Linked DNA regions of Homo sapiens: region 2 is linked to region 1. A link is a loop called in an ENCODE intact Hi-C map of the cell type or tissue named here. Cell type or tissue: OCI-LY7. All regions are shown on one strand. Each heading gives the region's core, and the rest is flanking DNA. Links, peaks and the distances in the headings are about the cores only.

What was found. A loop is a pair of places that touch in the nucleus more often than their neighbours do. Peaks named below come from ENCODE experiments on the same cell type or tissue, not always from the same donor. Only the 100,000 strongest peaks of a DNase experiment are listed, where the experiment ranks them.
Region 2: a loop joins it to region 1, with 2.9 times the contacts of the local background. A loop is called at or near these places in 3 of 110 quality-filtered maps.

What each region holds. Positions count from the first base shown.
Region 1 is chr10:96,225,007-96,234,506 of GRCh38, forward strand. BLNK (B cell linker) reads right to left here. Exons shown (of 17, transcript NM_013314.4): 4 at 5,788-5,828; 5 at 2,404-2,560. It overlaps LOC124902487 (a long non-coding RNA gene), which reads right to left. Exons shown (of 3, transcript XR_007062255.1): 2 at 7,379-9,500; 3 at 6,728-7,275. Among named protein-coding and RNA genes, the nearest start is that of BLNK, 42 kb to the right of the region's middle. RefSeq lists enhancers at 343-843, 4,910-4,969. In OCI-LY7, for the core only: CTCF peaks have their summits at 4,725 (motif pointing right) and 4,944; a DNase peak (open chromatin) is centred at 4,735; H3K27ac peaks cover 3,185 bases.
Region 2 is chr10:96,030,415-96,039,914 of GRCh38, forward strand. CC2D2B (coiled-coil and C2 domain containing 2B) reads left to right here. Exons shown (of 35, transcript NM_001349008.3): 35 at 1,406-3,331. The coding sequence ends at 1,594. The region is part of intron 2 of ENTPD1-AS1 (ENTPD1 antisense RNA 1); the gene reads right to left. Among named protein-coding and RNA genes, the nearest start is that of CCNJ, 8.4 kb to the right of the region's middle. In OCI-LY7, for the core only: no CTCF peak of the experiment used is centred there; a DNase peak (open chromatin) is centred at 4,407; H3K27ac peaks cover 394 bases.

The DNA of each region.
Region 1 (9,500 bases), core at 565-8,564:
CATTTTTAAAATGAGGATCGTAATATCGACCTTAGAGATCTTGAGGGGATTAGGAAGATTGCAGTGAAGGCAGTAGGTACAGTGTGTCTGCCTAATAAGTAGAACTTATATCACCTGTGCCATGTGAGAGAGGCGTTAGGCGGCCTCAAGTCTACCCAGTGATTCAGTGAGCTGAGCATAGATTCAGACTGATGTGTTTTAGGAAAATCTTGGCATAGGAATAACCTGGCATGTTCTTCATACTGGGAACAGCACAGGTGCTAGCACTGGCCTCTGGATTGCATCACTGGCCTCTTGCTGCTGCTTCCTGTGACAGCCCCACCTCGCCCGGTGCAGCTGTCCTTGCCTGTTAGGCCCTCGCCTCTATGCTCCTGGTGCCTGCCCCTGCCCTCAGCCCTCACTCCTTGTTGAAGGTATGTGGTTAACTTCACCTCCGCTGCCTCCTCAGAAGCCTCTTTCTGGTGGTGTGGCTGTACTCAGGCATGAGGGCATCCTTCCTTCTGTGCCTATAACTCTTGTCAGTTTTATTTGCAGCTCCTGGAGTTTACTCAGATTTCTGAGTAAACAAATATTTAATGTAATATTTAAGCCCATCAGAAGTAGCAAAACACAGGAGACAGGCTTTGAAGAGTGTGATTTTTTTTTTTTTTTTTGAGACAGAGTTTCACTCTTGTTGCCCAGGCTGGAGTGCAGTGGTGCGATCTTGGCTCACTGCAACCTCCGCCTCCCGGGTTCAAGTGATTCTACTGCCTCAGCCTCCCTAGTAGCTGGGATTACTGGCATGCACCACCATGCCCGGCTAATTTTTTTGTATTTTTAATAGAGACGGGGTTCTGCCATGTTGGCCAGGCTGGTCTTGAACTCCTGACGTCAGGTGATCCATCCACTGTGGCCTCCCAAAGTGCTGGGATTACAGGTGTGAGCCACCGCGCTTGGCCAAGAGTGTGTTCTTGAGTGAGCCACTTAACCACCCTGAATTGCAGTAGCCCTTTCCTCCCCAGGGTTGCTGTGATGATTGAAAAAGATCATTCACCAAGTATGGTGGGTGGTGCACAGAGCCGAGTTGTGATGAGCTGGGCTTCGGAAGCTGAGAGCCCTGGCTTGTATCCCAGCTCCATCACTTAGAGGATCTTGGCCCAGTCAGTTCACTCCTCTGACCTCTTTCAGGATTATCGAGGAGGTTAAGTAGACCCCCAGGGGAAAGCACTAAACTGTAAATTAGAAGATCTCTGGGAGTATGTGCATCTTGAGTGCAGCTGAATGCTCAGTGCTTAGCATAGTTCTGGTGCATGGCAGGTGCTCAAAAGATCAACTGTGGCAACCCAGTAAGCCCAGCTGGCCTTCACTTTACTTTCATTCAGTGAAGCAAGGAGCAGTGCCTGGTACACTGTAAGGAGGGGGTTAATGGCAGTGAGATATTACATGTAGAGCCGGTCCATACAAATGCTGGCATCGCCATGACCATCACAGACATACTTGCTCTCTGAACCTTTGGGGAACTTAGTCACCTGCCAAGACTGGAACAAAGATGGGCATTAAAATGCATACTTGGGGCCAGGCGCAGTGGCTTATGCCTGTAATCCCAGCACTTTGGGAGGCCGAGGCGGTTGTATCACTTGAGGTCAGGAGTTTGAGACCAGCCTGGCCAACATGAGGAAATCCTGTCTCTACTAAAAATACAAAAGTTAGCCAGGCGTGGTGGTGGGTGCCTGTGGACCCAGCTACTCGGGAGGCTGAGGCAGGAGGCTGGACCCAGGAGGCAGAGGTTGCAGTGAAGCGAGTTCATGCCACTGCACTCCAGCCTGGGTGACAGAGTGAGACTCTGTCGCAAAAAAACAAAACAAAACAAAAAAAAAAACAGACCCAAGCTGTGTCCATTTAACCCATGAGGCTTATTCCAGGCTTGGGGCTCCTGAGCACCTGTATCCCCTGGTAAAACCGCATAGTCTGGACTAGGCATGGGAGGAAGGTGAGGCAGACACTGGGATCCTCGAAGGTCATTGTTTTGTACAGACTTCTTAAGAGAAATCCCAGAACCTTGAGCACACGAAGCCCTAAAAGTGGGACTAATCTCAGGGTTGCTTTCCCTTGGAGTGTTGGGAGGGAGCACAACCATCAGGGTATGCTGGGTTTGTTGTTTGTTTGTTTGTTTGTTTGTTTGTTTATGCCTGCTTTCAATGTTCCCAATCTAGGAAAGACGCCTCTTCCCCTGGAATGGGAAAGCCCTACAGCTTGGGATCCTTTACCTCGGAGCCCAGATCCCCTGCTTGGAGGTGGCGGGAGCGGGCGGCTGGCAGAGGCCCTCAAGCAGCAGCCAGGTTTGTCCCCACCCCGCAATCTTGGACACCCCCACCTCCCCATGGGCCTGGAAGGCCGAGTGCCCAGGTCTGCGGGGGACCTCACCTATATACTCGCCTCTGGCGAAGGGCAGGGCTGGGTGAACCGGCCTGGTTTCCTGCTCTACTGGAGGCGGCTCGTAGCTGTCATCAGCGTTCTCCTCGGCGGGCATCACGTACATCTCTGAGTCCGAGTGCTCATCTGGATTTTCATAGTCGCTGTCCTGCAAGTGCAGATGCAGACACTGTGCTCAGCATCCCCGTCTGTGCTGCCTGGCCGTCAGGACCATTCCTGCCTTGGGAGGCCAGAGCAGTGACAGGAGACAAGGCTTGGAGAGGTTGACTTCAAAAGGCTAGGCAGCCGATAAGAGGCAAAGCTGGGGTTTGAAGCAGGCCTTTCTGCCTCCAAAGTTTATCGTCTCCACCACTGCACTGTCCTTGGGGGACACAGGAACTACTTAACGCTAATGGGAGCTGACACTCTGTAGATCCACAACAAATAACAAGAGGAGATAATAAAACATATTTTTAAAAGATAGGAAAATGGCCCAATAAAATAGAATAACCAATGGGTTTTATCTATTATGAATGCTGATCACTGAAGAGAAAATAGGTTTAATACGAAGAGGGTGAGGAGACACACAGGGCCAGCTAGATATCTTTCAGATGAGATTTTTTAAAAATTTCAAGCAGAATTGGTAAGCTGCAGGGTCAAGGCTTCAAATGGACTCAGGGTTTGCTCTCTTTTTTTTCTTTTTTTTTTTTTCCTGTTTTTGAGATGGAGTCTCACTCTGTTGCCCAGACTGGAGTGCAGTGGCGCAATCTCAGCTCACTGCAGCCTCTGCCTCCTGGGTTCCAGCGATTCTCCTGCCCTAGTCTCCCAAGTAGCTGGGATTACAGGCATGCACCACCGTGCCTGGCTAATTTTTTTTTGAAACCGAGTCTTGCTTTGTCGCCCAGGCTAGAGTGCAGTGGCAGGATCTCAGCTCACTGCAACCTCTACTTCCTGGGTTCAAGTTATTCTCCTGTCTCAGTCTCTGGAGTAGCTGGGATTACAAATTGCACCACCACGCCCAGCTAATTTTTGTATTTTTAGTAAAGCTGGGGTTTCACCATGTTGGCCAGGCTGGTCTCAAACTCCTGACCTCAGGTGATCTGCCAGCCTCGGCCTCCCAAAGCGCTGAGATTACAGGCATGAGCCACTGCGCCTGGCCTGTTTTTTTAAAATCCACATTTCATTTAAGTCCACACTGAAAATACATTGTCACGGTCTGAAGTCCAAATGGCTTAGAAGGATATAAAGTGCAGTCTCCTTCTCAGCCTCTCTGCTTCTCACCGCAGAGGCAGAAAGAGTCACTAGGTTTCTTGTGCATGTTTTTCAGAGGTAGTTTATGTATATACCGTTTGTACATATATTCATGTGGAGGAAATATTTGACTCAGGACATAAGAGGTCCTCTGGCCTCTGTGTCCACCGCCCTCACACTCTGCCTATCACATTGCATGATCTGTACATGACTTTCCACTTGCTCTTTGGCCTGTCGCCTTTCATAAGCAATTTTATATAGCAGGATTTTTTTTCCTGTTGGTCTTTAAAAAAAAAGAATTGTAGGGGTACATAGTAGGTATATATATATATGGGGTATATGAGATATTTTGAAACAGGCATACAACGTGTAGTAATAACATCTGGGTAAATGGGGTATCCATCACTCAAGCATTCATTTTTTGTGTGTGTTATAAACATTCCAATTATATTCTTTTAGTTATTTTTAAATGCACAATAAATTATTGTTGACTGTAGTTACCCTGTTGTCAAACACTAGGTCTTATTCATCCTAACTATATTTTTGCACCCATTAACTGTCCCTGTTTCCCTCCCCCCACCTGCTGCCCCCTCGACCACCCTTCCCAGCCTCTGGTAAACATCATTCTACTGTCCGTCTTTATGAGTTCAAGTGTTTTAATTTTTAGCTCCTACAAATGAATGAGAACATATAGCAGGATTTTTGTTTAAAATCAAGAAATTCTGGAGGCTTTATTAACAAGCCTGGATTTCATTCTGCGTGCAGTGGGGATCCATCTACTGAAGTCAAAAGAGCTGTGAGTGAATGCTTACTCAGTCTTTAGTACAGCTGGTATCTTCATTTTGGTTGTCTGATTTTGGGGCAAGTAATTCCTTCCTCTCCAGGCTGATTTTATTTTGTGCTTTCTAAGTTCCCTTGTGTGCTCTTTTTCATCCAGCCAGCTTGCTCAGTTTTCTTCTCTTACCTCTGCATGTGGACCAAGCAATTTCTTTGCTTTACATGTGGCTGTGTGTGTGTGTGTGTGTGTGTGTGTGTGTGTTCGTGTGTGCACGCGCGTGCGCAGCCAGCAGGGGGCGCAGCTGCAGTGCATCTCAGGGAGCTGCGGCTGCTGGGCCCCAGGAGGAGCTCCATGACCAAGAGATGGGCAGAAAAGTCACCCCTTCCCCTCATTTTTCTTTTCTTTTTCTGCAGTTGAAGAAGGAGGAACTCCTGTCTTCTGAGACTCTGTATAAACTCCAGGTAGTGTGCACAGCCCAGGGCTGGGCACAGGACTGGAGGTCTGAGTCCTGGGTTCTCATTCCACTGAACTGGGTGATTTTCATTCTCTTGGCCTCAGTTTTCTTATCTGTGAAATGGGTATGTGGTTGTATGGAAGGCTTCTTGGATCCCTTCCAGATCTAAAACTCACAGGTTGGAGCAGGCTAACATTCTGGATGAATTTGATATAAGTGAGGAATAATTATTGTGAAGAAAAGTTTTTAGGATGTCAGGCCTTGCACATTTCAGAGCTACCTCAAAGAGATAATTCTGATACAACATCCCCAGTGTCATCATGGCCAGGTCCCTCTCTCTGTGGCTCCGGAGCTCTGCTAATGTTCTCTTGATCACAGCAAGCACCTTGGTGGCAAAGAGCCTGGTCCTGAGATCTGAGGGCCTGGGTCTGAATTGTGGAACTGCAAGTGACTGAAACTTTCTAGACCTTGGTCCTGGAGGCCCCCTGATGTGCCAGACACTTATTCTTTAGTTGTTGGTTCGTTTAGGGCTCCTGGGCAGGGGTCAGGCAGTGATGGGCACTGGGGAGTTTAGGGCAGAGGCATTTGCTAACTGATATGGAAACATTTAAACATTTTTACACCTGTTTTGGATGTGCTGGTGAGTACTCTGAACACCAGCACTGAAGTTGGGCATAAGAACACCTACCTCAAAGGTTTAAATGAGGTTATGTGTGGAAAGCTCTTAGCCAGGCGCACACTGAGTGCCAGTCAAGTCAGCTGGTATGCAGTATGCCTTGCCTGTAGGTGACCTTTCCAAGTCTTCCCTCTTGGGACGTGCGGCTGACCACCAGCATGTAATTCAGAAATAAGATCTTCAAAAGGCCTCCCATGGGACCCTGATGCCCTCCTGGTCCCAGGAGCAAATACTTACAAAGTCATCGGACCACTGCTCCTCTTCGTCAGCAGGGCTCTCTGCAACAGCAGGGGAGAAGCAGAAGGCACAAGTGTGAGCCTCAGCTGGCCAGCCCCAGCCCATCCACACACATTTCGCACCTGCCTTCCCTTCCCTTTGGGCTTTCTGGTGCCATATACTTGACCTTGGGTTAGTTACTACAATCATATGTTCACTTGCTTTTGACTTTTTAAAAAATATTAATTCTCAAAGCATAGAGAGAAGTCCCACTGGGCAGAGCAATGTGCGTCTGATCCATGTGTGGGCTTTGTTAAGGGACATTTCTGGGTCCCCCAGTAGAGACCTACAATTCATACTATGTGGCTTCTAAGGACTTCAGAGGATGGCGTAGTAGGAACAGCACAGGACAGGGAATCAGACAGACCTAAGTTCTTATCCAGGCTCTGTTCCGAATGCGTTGGAGTGTGGGCAAGACCTCTAACATCTCTGAGCCTCGGTTTCCAGATCTATACAATGAGGGGATCATTTCTGTGATCATCTCTGGCTCTAACTTTGACTTTTCTTGTTAAAAAAAAATTATCCAATGTCTTAGTATGTGCCAGGCAATATTATCAGAGCTTTGCCGTCTTTTAGCCCTCTCAAAGACGCTGTGAGGGGCTGGGCGTTGGGGCTTATGCCTGTAATCCCAGCACTGTAGTCCCAGCACTTTGAGAGGCCAAGGCAGGAGGGTTGCTTGAGCCCAGGAGTTCAAGACCAGTCTGGACAACATGGCAAGGCCCCATCTCTACAAAAAATAAAATAATTAGCTGGGTGTGGTGGTCCATATCTGTAGTTCCAGCTACTTAGCAGGCTGAGATGGGAGGATTGCTTGAGCCCAGGGGGTCGAGGCTGCAGTGAGCTGTGATTGTGCCATTGCACTCTAGCTGGGATGACAGAGTAAGACCCTGTCTCAAAAAAAAAAAAAAAAAAAAAAATCACCTAAACCTTGTGAGGAAACTGAGGCCTAGAGCAGATAAGTCACATGCCCAAGGTCAGATAGTGTAATAAATGGCAGAGCCAGGAGTTGAACCCTACAGGTTGCCTTCCACGGGCATGCGCTGAGCCCCCACATGGTGCTGCCTCGCTCCAGGGGCAGGAGGTGCCGTCCTGGGCTCTGCATGGGCATAGAAAAATGGATATGACAGGTTGTGGCCCTTAAGTAGTTTATGAGCTTGTAGAATAAAATAAGTCTGAATTATGACAGCCCAGGCGAATATTTGACCCCTTTCCCTCCAAAACACATTTAGAGTATGAGAAACTTAGCATCTAGCCTATCACATAAACTGACCTTAGAGGTTAAATGGGATTCACTCTGCTGTGTAGGAATCAAGCAGACACAGGCCCATGTGGCAGAGTGGCTCCATGACAGCACCACAGAGGGTCCCAGCTCCCTCCTGCCCCGCTGAGCAGCCACTGCCACAGAGGATCCAGTGGATGTTCCTAAATTTCCCAGAACCTCAACAGAACCTTTTCTAGTTTTATTTTTATGTTTTTGCTATTCCCCGCTGAGTAGCCACTGCCACAGAGGACCCAGTGGATGTTCCTAAATTTCCCAGAACCTCAACAGAACATTTTCTAGTTTTATTTTTATGTTTTTGCTATTTCTACCCCTGCCACAGCAGACCACCGGACTCCAGAGAGTCAAACATTTGGGGTCTCCAGAGGCACCAGCAAGGAATTGCAGAGGTGAAATGGGGTCAGGAAGGATACTGTGGGATCGGAGTGGCCACATTTTAAGCAATGGCGGCAGCAGCACCCTCTTTTGGGAAAAACATGATAGGTGCTAAGAAAGAGCCTCACTCTACAAGCCAAACATGGGTCACACTTTGACGTGAACAGAAAAGAATTCTTACATTATTCTTTGGGTTGACTAATGCTGAATTAGAGTGTACTGCAATCACTGGGGTTGGCCAAGAAACTCTAGAAGATTGGGTGAATAAATCCTCTTCCCAATATGATTACCTGGCACAATGGGGGAGTATGTTTCTTTTTCTTTTCTAGTCTTTTTTTTTTTTTTTGAGACAGAGTCTCACTGTGTTGCCCAGGTGGGAGTGCAGTGGCACAATCATGGCTTACTGCAGCCTCAACCTCCTTGGTGCAAGCGATCCTGCTACCTCAGCCTCCTGAGTAACTGGCACGTGCCACCATGCCCAGCTAACTTTTGTATTTTTTGTAGAGATGGGGTTTTGCCATGTTGCCCAGGCTGGTCTTGAACTCCTGGGTTCAAATGACTCACCTGCCTCTGCCTTCAAAAGTGCTGGGATTACAGGCATAAGCCACTGCATCTGGTCAATGTGTTTCTAATACCTTAAGTCTGGGGATCACTGAAGATCAACACTTAAGATGGCAAGAGTTTTTGTAACAACCATTTAAATAGAAACCCTTATAAAATGCCTTTATGAAACCCACTTCCCTGCCTGGATAACTGCATTTGCTCCACCCTTTCTCAGTGAGTGGGGGCCTATTTTATGATCAGTCACTGGTGAAAGTAGTGCATTAGCCATCTAACTAGTGTCCCTGTCTCCATTATCTTTCTTCTCCAATCCATCCATCCTACCGTTTGTAGTTATTTTATTAAAATAAAGTTTGGATTATGCTGTTCCTTTCCTTAAGAGTCATCAGTGACTCCCTATGGAATCAAGTAGAGGTTCTGTGGCAACACATTCCAATGCCTCTGCCTTCTGTCCCACCACCGACTTCTTGCGGCAGGCTCCCACGCTCACTAACAGTAACACCAGACAGCTTCCTCCTCCCGTTGTGCACTTTGCTGATTCTCTGCTCTGCTCGTGCCGTTCCTGCAGCCCATCTTCTTTCTTCCATGGAAATCCCTATCACTCCTCCTCCACAAAGTCTACCACAGTCTCTTGTCATAATCAATCACTTCTTTTTCTGGGCCCTCTTGGAAGCTGGTGGCACCGTGATGTCACATGTACTTCGTTCTGTCCTGTGCTGTGATTAAGTTGTTCATGTCTCTCTGTACTGAAAATAAGGCCTATCTAATTTATCTTTGCATCTGGACAGAATTTTGCATTTGTAATTAATGTATTAATAAATGTGTGAACTAATAAATGACTCAAACAAAGGAACATTAGGATAGCAACAATAGATTCCATTTACTGAACACTTCCTATGTGCTGGGTGCCAGGCTAAGTGTTATAAAAGTGTATTCTTATAACAGCACTATGTGGTAGGTGTTATTTTTATCTCTATTTTACAGTGGAGAAACTTGGTTTTGAAAGAGGTTGTAAAACCTGCCTGAGGCTACTTGGCTAGTGAGTTTGGGAGCTGGGTTGGAAGCCAGGCTGTGTTGGCTCCTGCAGCTGAAATCTCATCTGAGCCACTTAGCCCTCTGCTGAGCACTTAGATAAAACCTTGGTGAAACGAGAATGACCCAATCCAGACATCTTGGCACATGGAGACAGAAAAGAGAGAAAAGCATCATACAGTATGGGATAGAGGTTGTTTGTTGGTGCCCCATCGATTCCTAGCTAGACTATCTACTTCAGGTCCCAAGTGCAACTCACAGCATCATATTCATAAAGTTACAGTCTTGCAGGCAATTGCCAAGACTAAAAAGCATGGGAGTCCGAGGTATTAGGTCCAAAACAGTAGTCAGTTTTCCAGTATCTCAGGGAGCTTCCCAAAGTGCACAGGTGGTAGTTTAGAGCCAGGCTTTCTAGGTTCAAATCCTG
Region 2 (9,500 bases), core at 1,001-9,000, 190 kb before region 1:
CCCAAGAGTGAGACTCCTTCCCCTTACCATGCAATAGACTAGAGGGTGTCTGCTAGGGAACTCTCTGAGATGAAGTAAGGAATCTATTGGGAGTTGAGTACTTAGGTGGGGAGGGAGGGATCTACAGGCACTATTCACTCATGAATAGGGAGGAAGTTGTTTTTGCTTTGCTTTGCTTTATTTTAAAGCTTATAAACAATAGAAATTTATTTCTCATGGTTCTGGAAGCTGGGAATTCCAAGATCAAAGTGCTGGCAGAAAAGGGGTTCTTGTATATATAATACACCTTCTTGCTGTTTCCTCATATGGTAAAAGAAGTAAGGTAGGTTTTGCTTTGTTTTTAGTAGAATTAGGAGATAAACAGATAATAAAGCATAGTTAAATATAAGCCAAGGTTTAAAATGTGGAGTACCTATGTAAAATAATCAATTTAGTAATACATAGTCTACAATAAAACTGGACTAAACCCTGCAGCCCATGCTCAAATCCTAGTTTAACTACTCAGTAGCTTTGACCTAGGGCAAGTGACCGAATCTCTCTATACCCTCTACTCCATTAGAAAACAGGAATTTTTTTAAAAAAGTTATCATTTTATCATTGTCTTGAGGATTATGTGAGTTAATAATTACCATGGCACCCAACACCTAGTAAGTATTTAGTAAATGCTATCTATTTTTTTTCTTCTATGTGCCAGGCATTATGCTGGACACTGGAGTTATAGTAGTACACAGGACAGATACAGTCTTGTACATCTGCAGAGATTATGGGTTAGTTAGAGAGAGACCAGAAAACAGGTAATTGCAACATATTTTATTAAGTAAGCTCAAGGAAGGACAGTGTGCTACACAACTACATGGGAAGAGCGTGTGAACAGATTTAAGGATCAGGAAAATCCTCCTGAGCTAAGCAATTACAGTGTGAAAGAATGGTTGTCATCTATGTATTATTAAACAGGTAATTTTCCATGGGACCATGTTCCACAATCCTTTAATCCCATCACATAGTAGTCACTTAATAAACATAAACTGAATCGATGTTGAATAAATTGTTCTGAAATTCTCACTTAAATCCCCCATATGTAGAATCAAGTAATTTTCTCACCAGCAGTTTGCTCTCTAGAAAGTTTGTGGAATGTTACATGTGCAGGCTTTGGACTCAGACCTGGTTGTGCTCCTATCTGTAAAGTAAGGATTATAGTAATACCTACCTCATAGGGTTGTTTGAGGATTAAATATGTATGTGAAGCATTTAGCTGTACCTAGAACATAATTTGGCACCCACAGACAACTATTATAGTATTTTATGAGTACTATTTCTTTGAGGCTTTTGTGATCTTTTTGCATACAGTAATTCCAGATTACCCAGTTGTAATGTGGGTTTATGTGCTGTTCTGTCTTTGATCCAGGTCACGGGATTTCCCATCCAGATGCCATACATTGATGTACAGTCAATTATTGATGCTGTTTATCAAACTGGAATTCACTCTGCTGAATTTCCCCAGACAGAATTTGCTTTAGCTGTATACATTCACCCATACCCAAACAACATATTATCTGTGTGGGTCTATTTGGCTTCCTTAGTTCAACATCAATGAAAAGGAAGCAGAGCAAAGTAAAAGATTGTACTATAGTCCTCTAGTACCAACAAAAACTTTTCTGGTACCTTGAGATTTTGCTGTTTATTCTCAAGTCCAGCTAAGTGCTGGGCCCAATTTTTGATTCACTTACAGAGCTGGGCACTATGGAGACTCGCACCCCTGAGTGAGTCTTTGAGGAGGAGTCTAGATGAGCTTCTCACCAGAGACCTCTCCAGGAAGGACCTTTGGATAGTCTGGCTTTCTTGGGTCACTGTCTGCAGTAGGTCTTATTCTGGGAAAGAAGCAATTTTGGCCTCTTCTCCTAAGACCAATGTTTCTCAAATTGTAGAATTCACACCACCTCCATTTGAATCATCTGGAGAGCCTTGTTGAAAATGCAGATTACTAGATCCTCCTCAAGACCCACTGAATCAGCACCTCTGGGAGTGAAGCTACAGACTCTGCATTATTTTCAACAAGCTCCCCAGATAATTCTGATGCACTGTTATGAGGGAGAGCCCAGCCTTATAGAATGTTGTCACTACTAAACTAAGGCTGGTACGTTTGATGCTGGGTCTGATACAATTTCAGATGGAAGCTGCTCGAGTGGAAAACTAAGGTCATTGCCTCTCATGGATAAAATGTTATTTCACTGGTAAAGAAAAATAAAATAAAATCTACCATGTTGGGCTGATGTTGGCTTCTGGAAGCTTCTCAAAAGTTTGCACTTTGGATGCTACTGACATGAAATTCTTACAGCTCCATGTATTTGGAAGGAACTCCCAGGAAACTCTAATTTCTCCCAATTCTGTGAGGGAGGAAATGGTCTTGACAAATCTCAGGACTCTTTTTTTCCTTAGTGAGCAGCCCCCAACTCTGCCTCTGGCACTTTTTGCTGCTTTTCTTTCTTAGTAGTGGCTTATCTAGATCCTAAGAGCCCCTCAAGAAAGACTGGACAGGGGTCTAAGTAGGAAGCACTATACTTTCTTCTAGTTTATTGTTTTGTCCTTCATTAAAAGAAATGTGTTTATATAATTTACTTACATATGACAAAATAACTTATCAAAAAGAAATAATCAAGGAGTATGGATTTCCAAAGGTTGACCAGAGCAGTTTTGTATGAGGTAAAGATAAAAGAACATTCACCTCTCCCATTGAAGAACCACTGAGGTTTCTTGGTTCACTCCCACAAGCAGAGAGCAGAGACCCCAAATGTATCTGCAGGGAATACCCAATCTGTATCTGTTTCCTAAATGTGCATGGGCTGGTGCCAGAAAAGGCCTCACTTATTTGTGGTGATGTTAGTCTTGGACCAAGCTTGAGATTACTAGAAGAGGCAAAGTAGGGACATGGGTGAAGGAATGTTTTTTTCTCCCAGGTTAAAACCTAACTGTATGTGTCTTGTGGCATGCATAAGAAAACTGATCAGAATTTTTACTTTTATTTGAATGTTTTTGTTTAAATTTAATGTGAAGTTTTATTATTAAACAAGTCCCCCACTTTGATTGATTTAGCACAAAATGATGCTGATGGAAAGATGAGGATGCCAAAGACAGACTGAATTCATGCAACTCATTTCTGTACAGCTTTGAATATTTACATAGCTATTTTATTTGTTGTTCAGGGTTTTTAGAATTGATAGACTGCTTAAGAGTAGGGTAGCAAGTGTTCATAGGAAAGCATGGAGGACCTTTTTATATTGTATCCTTTTTACATGAGTGTTACTTTTTCAATTAAATTTTTTCCTGAAAATCATGAAATTATCTGTAATGAATCTTTTTTTCATGAAAACATTTGAAAAATACATGATTTTAAGTGGAATGTATAATTGCAAAGTTCTTTATATCATTCCATAAATAATTACAGGGCATCCATTACATGCCAGATACTGTGTATTATCTATTTAATAATGTGCTGGAGCACAGTGGTGAAAAGACAAAGACTCTACCAGTGTGAGTCTTACATTTTTAAAGGGGAAACAAACCACAGCAAGTAAGTGAGAAGATTTCAGGGTGTGATGAGTGCTCTAAAGGAAACAAATAGGATGGGATGATAGAGAAGGACTTTGGTGGGGATGAAGGGTATAAGCAGAGCAGTCAGGGAAGGCCTAAGGAGATAACATTTAAGCTGATATTTTAAAAATGATTTAACATTAGAATTGCATTCAGTTGCGTGTAACAGAAACCTAACCACAGTAGCTTAACCAAATAGGGATTATTTTTCACATGTCTCCAAGTCCAGAGGAGGCAGTCCAAGTTTGGTGCAAGAGGCCTACTAACTTCATCCAATTTCTTTGCGATCTCTAAAGAGACTTCTATTTTCTAGCCCAGTGGCTTTCAAATTTCAGCAGGTATAAAAATCACCTGAAGGGCTTGTTGAAACACAGATTGCTGGGCCCCACCCCCAGGGTTTCTGATTCAGAAATTATCAGGGTGATGCCTGATAATTTGCACATGTAAGTTCCCTGGTGATGCTGAGACGGCTGATCTGGGGACCACACTTTGAGAACCTCAGTTCTAGCTTCACAACCATTTTCATGGCTTAAAAATGTAGAAAAGGAAGGGGAAGACAGACGATGCCAACTGGTTCCATTCTTTTAAGAAAGCTTGCCAAGAAGCCATGCCAGTAACTTCTACTTATATCCCTTTGGCCAGAACTGTATCACTCCTAGCCATAAGGGAGCCTGGGAGATCAAGTATTTTAAATGGACATATTGCTCTCCCAACTAAAGTCAGTATCCTATTGGTAAGGAAGGAGGAGAGGGTGGCTGTTGGGTAGGCAAATCAGAGTCTGCCACAGATGAGAGGAAGCCAGTCATGCAAAGACCAGTGGCAAAAAGCATTTGAGGTAGAGGGAACTGCAACTGTGAAGTCCTTCTGTCCAAAAAGAGACTTGCCTGGGGAAGGGAGAGTAGTAGCACATAAGTCTGGAGAGGTAGATAGGACCAGATCACGTAGGTCTTGGTAAAGAGTTTGGATTTTATTTACAGTGCAACAGGAAATCATTGAAAAGTTTTAAGCAACTGAATAAAATAATATTTTTCTTTTTTATATTTGAAATTACTTTAAAAACTATTTTTTACAGATACTCATTATTTTATATAAGTGCATAAATGTCATCATGTTTTTTGAAATGCAGGTTTTTTCTTTTTTTCGCTTGAGTCTCTGTCCACTGCTCTCCTCTCCCCACCCACATTGTTCACTTCTTCTACCTTCTTACCAACCATGTTGCATGTATCCTTTCACTTCACCAACATTCTCAAATATTCATATGCCAACACACACACACATGCACATATATGCATCTGTTACTGTCTTAGAAAAATGAGATGACATATGTTTTTCTGCATATTGTTTTTTTCCTTCAAAAATAGTAAAACACCTCCAAGTGAACTATTCATGTTTCCTAAAGGATGCATAACATTCTACAGTGTGGGCAGGACCACTGCATACACTTAAGGAGGTTATGCACCACATGACTCGAAAGTTTATGTGCAAGGACCCCTAGAGTTGTGTAGTATGTAGAAACCTTGGTTGTAAATGTTATTTATTACAGCTTATTCAAACCATTCCCCTACTGATGGGAATTTCTTTTAGTCCATTTGGTTGACATGTTGTTTATTTTTCCTATATCCTTGCTACTTTTGTGTCTATGAGTTCTATTACTGAAAGAGGAGTGTTGAAGTTACCAACTGTAATTATAAGTTTCTCTATGTCTTTTTTTTTGAGAAGGAGTCTCATTCTGCCACTCAGGTTGGAGTTCAGTGGCACAATCTCAACTCACTGCAACCTCCACCTCCAAGGTTTAAGCGATTCTCCTGCCTCAGCCTCCTGAGTAGCTGGGATTACAGGCGCCTGCCACAATGCCTGGCTGATTTTTGTACTTTTAGTAGAGATGAGGTTTCACCATGTTGGCCAGGGAGTTTATTTCTTCTTTCAGTTTTGTTAGTTTTTGTTTAATGTATTTTAAGTTCTATTGTTAGATGGACACACATTTAGGATTTATGTCTCCTTAATGAATTAACTCTTTTATCATTATACAATGTCCCTCTTTAGTCTCAGTAATTTTCTTTGCTCTGAAGTCTGTTTTGTCTGATGTTAATGTAGCTACTCCAGCTTTCTTTTGATTAGGGTTTGTGTGGTATACATATTTTCATTTTTTTATTTTTAACATACCTATATAATTATAGTTGAAATGAGTTTCTTGTAGACAGCATATACCTGAGTTACGGTTTTTGTTTTGTTTTGAGATGAAGTCTCGCTCTGTCGCCAGGCTGGAGTGCAGTGGTGCAATTTCGGCTCACTGCAACCTCCGACTCCTGGGTTCAAGCAATTCTCCTGCCTCAGCCTCCCAAGTACCTGGGATTACAGGTGTGCACCACCATGCCCAGCTGATTTTTTGTATTTTTAGTAGAGCTGGGGTTTCACCATGTTGACCAGGATGGTCTTGATCTCCTGACCTCATGATCTGCCCACCTCAGGCTCCCAAAGTGCTGGGATTACAGGCGTGAGCCACCATGCCTGGCCTATGATATTTTTTATACCCTCTGATAATCTTTTTTAATTGGTGTGTTTAGACAATTTACACTTAATGTAATTGTTGGTATGTTTGGACTTAGGTCTATCATTTCATTATTTGCATTTCATTTGCTCTGTTTCAGTTCCACTGTTTCCTCTTTCCTGCTTTCTCAGGTTATTTGAACATTTCTTAGTATTTCATTTTAATGTATCTATTATATTTTTGACTATATGTTTTTGTATATATTTTTTAAGTTTTTCTAGGGATTATCCTAATACACATTTAACTTTTCACAGCCTACACAGAATCTACTTTTTACCACTTTTAAGTGGAATGTAGAAATCTTACCACATATTCTTTTGTACTTCTGCCTTTATGGTATAATTGTCTAATATATTGTATCTGTTGAAGTATATGCTGAAAACACTAGAAGACAATGTTCACATTTTTGCTTTTAACCATCAAATGTATTTTAAAGAACTCAAGTGGAAAAGAATGTTTACCCAAACATTTATCACTCTGTTGTTCTTCCTTCATTCCTGATGTGCTAAGTTTCCTTCTGGTATTATTTCCCTTCTGTTTAAAAAATGTCCTTTAGCAATTCTTTTAGAGCAGGTTTACTGACAACAAGTCTTTGTTTTCTTTCATCTTCAAATGTCTTTAATTTCATTTCTGAATGATATTTTTGCAGGATTAGAATTCTGGGCCTGACAGTTCTTTTCTCTCAGGACTTAAAAACAAATTTCAACCTTTATTTTAGATTAAGGGGGCATATGTGTAGGTTTGTTACATGGATATATTGAATGATGCTGAGGTTGCAGATATGAATGAGCCCATCACTCAGGTAGTGAGGATAGTAACCAACAGTTAGTTTTTCAGTCCTTCCCCCCTTCTCTCCCTCCCTGCTCTAGTAGTACCCAGTGTCTATTGTTGCCATCTTTATGTCCATGAGTACCCAATGTTTTGCTCCCACTTGTGAGAATGTGATATTTGATTTTCTGTTCCTGCATTAATTCACTTAGGATAATGGTCTCCAGCTACAACCATGTTGCTGCAGAGGACATGATTTCATTCTTTTCTGTGGCACCTCAGCATTTAAAAAATTTTGTTCTATTTCTCTCTGGTCTTCTTGGTTTCTGGTGAGAGACCCACCATACGTTGAATTTTTCATTCTTCCCCTATAAGTAATGTTTTGTTTCTCTCTGGTTGTTTTCAATTTTTTTCTCTAGTTTTTTAGAAGGGTTTTTTGTGTGTGTGTTTGTTTTTGAGACAGAGTCTTGCTCTGTCACCCAGGATGGAGTGCAATGGCTTAATCTTGGCTCACTGCAACCTCCACCTCCTACGTTCCAGCAGTTCTTCTGCCTCAGCCTCCCAAGTAGCTGGGATAACAGGTGCACCTCACCACGCCCAGCTAATTTTTGTATTTTTAGTAGAGATGGGGTTTCACCATGTTGTCCAGGCTGGTCTCAAACTCCTGGCCTCAAGTGATCCACTCACCTTGGTCTCCCAAAGTGCTGGTATTACAGGTTTGAGCGACTGTGCCCAGCCTAGTTTTTAGCAGTTTTATTATGTGTGTGGGTATAGATTTCTTTGGGTTTATCCTTGTTAGCATCACCTGAGTTTCTGAATCTGTTTTTGTCTTTTCTCAAATTAGAGGAATTTTCAGCCATTATTCTCCCAAATATTTCTGTACCATATTCTTTCTCCTTTCCTTCAGAGACTCCAATGACATAAGCATTAGACCACTGGGTATTATCCCACAGGTCTCCAAGTCTCTGTTCATTTGTTTCCAACTTTTTTTCAGGTTGTACTATTTCTATTGATCTACCTTGAAGTTCACTGACTACTCTGACATCTCCATTCTCCTAATGAGCCCATCCCATGAGTGTTTTTAAGTTTTGTTTTTTTCTATCTTTTTAGTTATAAATTTTCCATCTAATTTCTTCTTTATGTATTCTATTTATTTGCTGAAACTTCTTATCTTTCCATTCATTTCAAGAAAGTTTTCTCTTCTTGGAGCATTACTATAATAGCTATTTTAAAGTCTTGTCAAATAATTCTCTGTCATCTTAGTGTTAGTGTTTGTTGATTGTCTTTCCCATGAGAATTGAGATTTGTTTTTGTTCTTCATAGGCTGAGTAATTTGGGTTGTATCCAGGGCAATTTGAATATGCTGTATGTTAGGAGATCTACGTCTTACTTAAATCTTTTGGAGAATGTTGATGTTTTTTGTTGTAGCCGGGAACCAATCTGGTTGAGTTCAGGCTGCAAGTTCTGGCTAGCCTTTTGTGGGTTGTGGTTTCGATGTCAGGTCCATTTTCAAAGTCTTTCTGTGCTACTCAGATCTGTCACATATGTGTGCTGCTTAGTGGCCAGCCACTGCTCTGGGCAGTTCTGAGTTTTTAGTCTTTTCAGAGTGGATCTATGTATGCACAACTCAGAGGTAAGCCCAGTTGTTCATAAGCACTTTGTGGGATCATTTTCCAAAGCTGCTCCTCCCTCTCCACAGTCTCCCCAGTACTTTTCAGTTCCCTGGGCCTCCCTTTTTCAGTTCTCCAGCCATAAAGCTGTGGTTTTTAGTTACACCTCTTTGCCCACACTTCCCATTATTGTACCTCCATCCAGAGTAAGGCAGTGGGAAGACAAAGGAAAACAAACAACCACAGCTGTTCTGATCAGATAAGAGGCTTTCCTTTCCTAAGTTTTCGGCACCTGTTGGCCCCTATTACCACTGTTGTGGCTACCACCAATCTGCTGAAGAATGCCTGGGGGCTACAGCAGGAGAGAGAGAAAAGAAAGAAAAAATAAATAAATGGGAATTGCCTCACTCTGATCATTAGGAGACTCCTTTGCTGTTCCTTATAACAAAAGGGATTCTCCTAGGGCTCTCCCTTTCTGTGCCCTGGTGCCCATTTCTAGATTTCAGGCTTCCTGAATCCAAGCTGGGGAATCCTGGAGGAAGAAGGGGTAACTCACCACCAGTTTGGTGATATTTCAAATTAAGGTCTTCCTCCCCACTTGCCTGCTACTATTTACTTTACATTGTCTTCAAATAGCTGCTCATGCAGTCTGTCCAGATTTTATAGTTACATTCGGTGGGAGAGACAGGGTGAAGCTGGCTTAATCCATTGTGTTAGGGTTCTCCAGAGAAACAGAACCAACAGAATGTGCATGTGCATATGTGTGTATTTACCTATCTATCTGCATATATATGTGTGTATATGCATATACACAGAGATACAGATATATAAACTAAGGAATTATATCTATATCTATAGTTATATATCTATATCTTACATGATCATAAAGGCTGAGGAGTCCCAAGATCTGCTGTCAGGAGCTGGAGACCAGGAGAGTTGACAGGTAATTCCAGTCTGAAAACCGGCAGGCTCAAGATGCAAGAAGA